Regions from separate parts of the Homo sapiens genome. Here region 1 is linked to region 2. A link is a loop called in an ENCODE intact Hi-C map of the cell type or tissue named here. Cell type or tissue: natural killer cell. All regions are shown on one strand. Links, peaks and the distances in the headings refer to the core of each region. The heading gives the core; the rest is flanking DNA.

Evidence for each region. Peaks named below come from ENCODE experiments on the same cell type or tissue, not always from the same donor. Only the 100,000 strongest peaks of a DNase experiment are listed, where the experiment ranks them.
Region 1: a loop joins it to region 2, with 12 times the contacts of the local background. A loop is called at or near these places in 2 of 110 quality-filtered maps.

The regions. Positions count from the first base shown.
Region 1 is chr14:89,464,941-89,467,751 of GRCh38, reverse strand. It overlaps a transcript of FOXN3 not described here. Among named protein-coding and RNA genes, the nearest start is that of FOXN3-AS1, 49 kb to the right of the region's middle. RefSeq lists enhancers at 28-947, 948-1,867. In natural killer cell, for the core only: no CTCF peak of the experiment used is centred there; DNase peaks (open chromatin) are centred at 589 and 1,111; H3K27ac peaks cover 1,367 bases.
Region 2 is chr14:89,625,129-89,627,939 of GRCh38, reverse strand. It overlaps LOC105370617 (a long non-coding RNA gene), which reads right to left. Exons shown (of 6, transcript XR_944131.3): 2 at 172-307. Among named protein-coding and RNA genes, the nearest start is that of FOXN3-AS2, 50 kb to the right of the region's middle. RefSeq lists enhancers at 1,091-1,150, 1,822-2,395. In natural killer cell, for the core only: no CTCF peak of the experiment used is centred there; DNase peaks (open chromatin) are centred at 1,429 and 1,569; H3K27ac peaks cover 2,248 bases.

The DNA.
Region 1 (2,811 bases), core at 89-2,588, 160 kb after region 2:
TGGTGGCACTTACCTATAGTCTCAGCTATTTGGGAAGCTAAGGAGGGAGGACTGCTGGAGCTTGAGCCCAGGAGTTTGAGACTGCAGCTGGGCAACACAGTGAGACCCCATATGTTTAAAAAAAAAAAAAGCAAGAGGGAACAAAATGTTTTAGCTTTAATTTTCTTCCTTCCTGTGCTGTTTTGCCTTTTTTTTTTTAAAGGGCATGTTTATCACTTAAAAAAAATTTACATTTGGCTAATCCGTTTATGTCGGGGATTAGGTGGACCATTTAAATTTTCTTTTAATTTTTCGGCATTTAAAAAATATGTCATCAGTAATTGTATTTTAAAGTGAAACAGCTGGACATAACTCTCTCCAAGAGCCCCTTCCAGATTAGAAATTTCCCATGTTCCCAGCCCCTTTTCTACAACGTGTAATGAAGCCATGTTTCCTGCCCACAAGGATCTCAGAGTTACAGCAGGTGGTGGATGGCGACACGCACCCCGGGAACAGGCGAAGCTGTGGGATCACACCAGTCTCTGCTGGATGTGGGCTTGTCCTGCCGGGCCAGCCCTCACTTTCTTCCCTAGCAGAGAGCTGTGTCTGAGTCTGGGTGGAGAGCCACCGTGAGAAGGGGGTGTGATGTGCAGCTGCCTGTGCTTGGGAGTCCCGGGCAGGCTCCAGCAGGCTCCGTCCTGGATTGGATCTGAGTTCATGATTATTACCATCGCCCAACAGTGGTAGGTCCCAGCAACGAAAGCTAACGCTGCTTTTGTGTCAGGCGCTGTGATCACGTCTTTATGTGCAGACACTGTAGCTACTGTTTTTCCTCCCCATTCCATAGATGAAGATTCAGATGTTCTCCCTTTCTTCTGCCTTACTTTTTCAGTAATGAAAGCAGTGTGCCCCCACCTTGCCGTAGGCCTGAGGGGATCAGTGTGGTGACTGGAACAGTAATTGAAATGAGAAAACCCTCGAGAGAAATGTAAAACCCAAAGGGAGTGGTACAGGTCCTTGGCCAGCTGCCCCAAGTCCCATGTAATTCTCTGTGCCGTGCTAGAGGGGTGGCTTTAGTTAGGGAGGCCTTGTAGCCTGTGGTCCCTGGTGAGAGTCTGTTCACACCTCCCTTGCAGCACTTCCTGTGTTGTAACTGCTGCTGCGGGTGGTGTGCTTCACTAGGCTGTGGGCTCCTGGTGGGCAAGGTCTTGATTCATCTCTCAAATCCAAATGCCTAGAATGGGCCCTGAATTAGGACTCCAAGCACGTTTCCAACATGGACAGGGTTAGTGCTCTTGGGCAAAACAGTTATCTGAGCAGTCAAGAGGCCTTAGAAAGCAACTGGCACGAAAAACATATTCCCTGCATTTGCCGTCAATTGGAAGAGGATGCAAAAGAGGAGAAATAAGTGGAGCTTCATTTTAGTTTGTGGCAAAGTCATACTTGTCAGCAAAATGGCGGCCCCCGGGAGGTCTGGATGTATTGGTTACTCACATCTCAGTTTGCCTTAAGCGGATCAACTTGAATGCCTTAGACGACCAAGTTGTAATTTCGGAAGGCACAGATACTAATGGAAAAGAGATGAAAAGGAAGAAAATGAAGTGGAAGCTGCAGACTAGAGGCATTCAGTCGTTGCTGGAGGCTGGAATACCAGGAAGTTCCTGGAGGGGCAGCCCTGTGTTTGCTGGCTGACTCCTCCCTACCCACCTGCTCAGTGACGATCACACTGTGACTTATGTGGGGGGCAGCTGGTAGATACTTTGTGTGTGCATGTGCATAAGTGAATAAAGCTAATGAGATGGAGATGGGAATGACCCTGATATTCTGTTCAAATAATCAGCCTGTCTTAAAGGACACTGTTTTATGTAAACCTAAAAACTGGAAACAATGTTTGAATTAATTTTACAATACAATCCAGAGTGATGTCCTAGCTTACTGCATCTAGAAAGCTCTTGAGTTGAGATTTAAATGGAAAATTCCAAGTGTCTTCTCCCTCAGTCAATGATTAAGAACAAATCTTCATCAATTGGAGAGGATGTAACATAGCCTCTCAGTACCTGAAATGATAAATAGCTCAAGTTGGAGGTATTAGATCACACCTCACATTCTTTGCAACTCTGAACCCTGTGAGTTTCAGGGAGTCTCTTTTGAGTGCAGACAGTGGTACAAAACATAACCTTGTGGGACCCCCTTGAAAAGTTCTTCTGGATTGTATTAGTCCGTTCTCATGCTGCTAATAAAGACATACTCAAGCTAGGCGCGGTGGCTCACGCCTGTAATCCCAGCACTTTGGGAGGAGGGTGGATCACGAGGTCAAGAGATTGAGACCATCCTACCCAATGTGTTGAAAACCCGTCTCTACTAAAAATACAAAAATTAGCTGGGAGTGGTGGCGGGTGCCTGTAGTCCCAGCTACTTGGGAGGCTGAGGCAGGAGAATCGCTTGAACCTGGGAGGCGGAGGTTGCAGTGAGCCAAGATCGTGCGACTGCACTCCAGCCTGGCAACAGAGCAAGACTCTGTCTTCAAAACAAAACAAAACAAAAAAAAACAAAGACATGCCAGAGACTGGGTGATTTATAAAGGAAAGAGGTTTAATTGACTCACAGTTCTGCATGGCTGGGGAGGCCTCAGGAAACTTACAATCATGGCAGAAGGGGAAGCAAACACATCCTTCTTCACGTGGCGGCTGCAAGGAGAAGTCCTGAGCAAAAAGGCCCTTATAAAACCATCAGATCTCTGGAGAACTCACTCACTGTCACGAGAAAAGCAGCATGGAAGTCAGGTGCGGTGGCTCACGCCTGCAGACCCAGCACTTTGGGTGGCCAAGGTGG
Region 2 (2,811 bases), core at 263-2,762:
CATTCAGGAGTCACACCTCACAGATTGCCAATCACCTGGAGAGCTGAGCAACTTGACAAGACAGACGGTTTGCTTTTTAAAGCTGTGACTCTCACAGAATCCACTTAATGTAGCCATATTCTATTCACATGCTTTGATGGGAGGGATGTCGAGGCTCTTCATAAAACTCACCATTCACTCAATGAAAATCTCCTTCTGGGCTGGGTGTGGTGGTTCATGCTTGTAATCCCAGCACTTTGAGAGGCTGAGGCCGGAGGATTGTTTAAGTCCAGGAAACCAGTGTGTGCAATATAGCAAGACCCCGTGTCTACAAAAAATGAGAAAAATTAGCACACACCAGCAGTCCTAGCTACTCTGGAGGCTTAGGCAGGAGAACTGCTTGAGCCTGGGGAATTCGAGGTGGCAGTGAGCTATGACCAAGCCACTGTTCTCCAGCCTCAGAGCAACAGGGCAAGACCCTGTCGAAAGAAAGAAAGGAAGAAAGGAAGAAAGATCTCCTTCTGACCCCCTGCGAGTACAATTTGCATGGTATTAAAAAATGAGAACATAAAAGGATTTAAATTATCTGCTCCTTATTAAGTTAGGGAAAGAAAAGATATCCTCAGCATTTTAAGATGAACCTCTCAAAAACTACTCAGAGTGGCAAGCGGATATAATCTACAGTGTTATTTGACAAGATTGCTCTTCCTAGTCACCACCCACCAAAAGGGAAAGCTTGGAGCTGATTGACTGGCAAGCCATTCATTTTCTGTGAAATAAGGGAAGCACTGGGGGCTTATACGGTAAGGTTATCAAGTATCTTACATCCAAACCTACTTTAAAATGACTGCCACATAGGTAGTGGTTTTACCGGATAGTAACATTTGCTATTTTAAGGTTCAATACGGTACCTTGTAGGCACTGAAAACCCAAGGGATTTTTCTTGGTGGTGATAACAGCTAGAGATAACATAAATTGCCTCTTATTTTGGTAACGAAGACTTGGCATGTTTTTGGTCACTATGGAGGTATCTTAATATAGTACACTAAAAATATAGGTAATCTATTAGTCCATTTTCATACTGCTATAAAGAATTGCCTGAAAGTGGGTAATTTATAAAGGAAAGAGGTTTGACTGACTCACAGTTCAGCATGGTTAGGGAGGCCTACAGGAAACTTACAGTCATGGCAGAAGGCAAAGAGGAAGCAAGGCACCTTTTTTTACAAGGTGGCAGGAAGGAGAAGTGTCGAGTAAAAGCGGAAGAACCCCTTATAAAACCATCAAATCTTGTGAGAACTCACTCACTAGGACGAGAACAGCATGGGGTAAACTGCCCTCATGATTCAATTACCTTGAATCTTGAGGTCTCTCCCTTCACACGTGGGGATTGTGGGGATTATGGGGATTACAATTCAAGATGAGATTTGGGTGGGGACACAAAACCTAACCATATCAGGTGAAGTATGACACCCGCTGTGTAGCCATTACGAATTTTGATGTATTTTCATAAGATTATTGTTATCATTAGATGAGCATTTGTTGCAAAAACAGAAGAGTTCACACCACTCACCCAACTTCCTGTAATGTTAGTACTCAAATAACCATGACACATTTACCAAAACTAAAAAATTACCACTGATACAGATGATTAACTAAACTACAGACTTCATCTGGAGTTCCCCACCATTTCTTGTGAATGAGAGACTTTAGCACCAATTTGAGCTAGAGGGTCCAAGCAGCCATAGCAGAACTACATTAATTCAGACTGGCTGGGACTAAACATAAAGATGGCTCAAACAAGCTCTAACATCTACCACTTGGCGTGCCAATACTTTGCATGCATGATCTAATTTCATCCTCCACAAAAATCCAGGTTGGGGGAGGGTAGTGGATACTATCACATGCACTTTGCAGATAAGACCGTGGGGCCTGGGATATCAGGCAATATGTGGAAGACAGCTGAGCTGGGAGACAACAGAGCCCAGATGTGAACTAAGACATCTCTGATTCAAAAACCCACGATCACGACCACAATGGCACAGACTGAAGTGCACCTAATCCAGGTGTGATGCAGAGACCGCCTCTTTCCACCAGCAGTCTTGCCCAGGACCCACCTTCCAAAGGTCATCTGGATCAACTGTAGCGGGTGACCATATGTGGGAGGTTGTCCCGTAACAATGACATGCGCCTCTCAATGACACGGGGTGTTCTGTGATGTGTGGAGTCAGTTTCCACCCTCGACACCCCTACCCTGCGTGTCGCAGGAGAAGCCCTCCCGGTCTCCAGCAGCCTCTGCGGCTCTCCTTCCTCCCGGGCTGGGAGTGGGGCGGCTCGCGGCTGGCCTGCTCCGGGGCCAGAGCAGCTGGGAGGGGCGCAGTGCAAACATCCCCACGCGCCTTTTGCTTTTCTTTCCTGAGTGGTTTAAGGCTTAATTAACGTGTGTAAAGTGATCTGAAATGCGGGAATAAAAAGAGCTGGGGAAGTGCAGAGTGTGGATGATTACCTGAGGCGAGACAGCTGAGAAAGGGAGGCCGAGGGAGACAAAGGGGGGTCTGGAGAGGCTGGGAGAGGCCTTCCCGCAGCAGCCAGCTGGTTGGCTGAGAGCCAGATTGGGCTGTTTTTTTGGCAGCGTTCTGCCCCACGCTTTCCTCTCAAGGCCTTCTTCGCAGCCCTGCTTGGTAGTCAGGCCCCAGGATAAATGATTCCTAAAGGGCCTGAGCCAGAACTGAGAAGGGGGTCTGAGAAACACAAGCTGTGGGCCATTCCATGACTGGCTCTGTAGGAGCCGGGGATGAGATGCCGCCCATTAGCCATTATTGCCAAAGCAAGCCC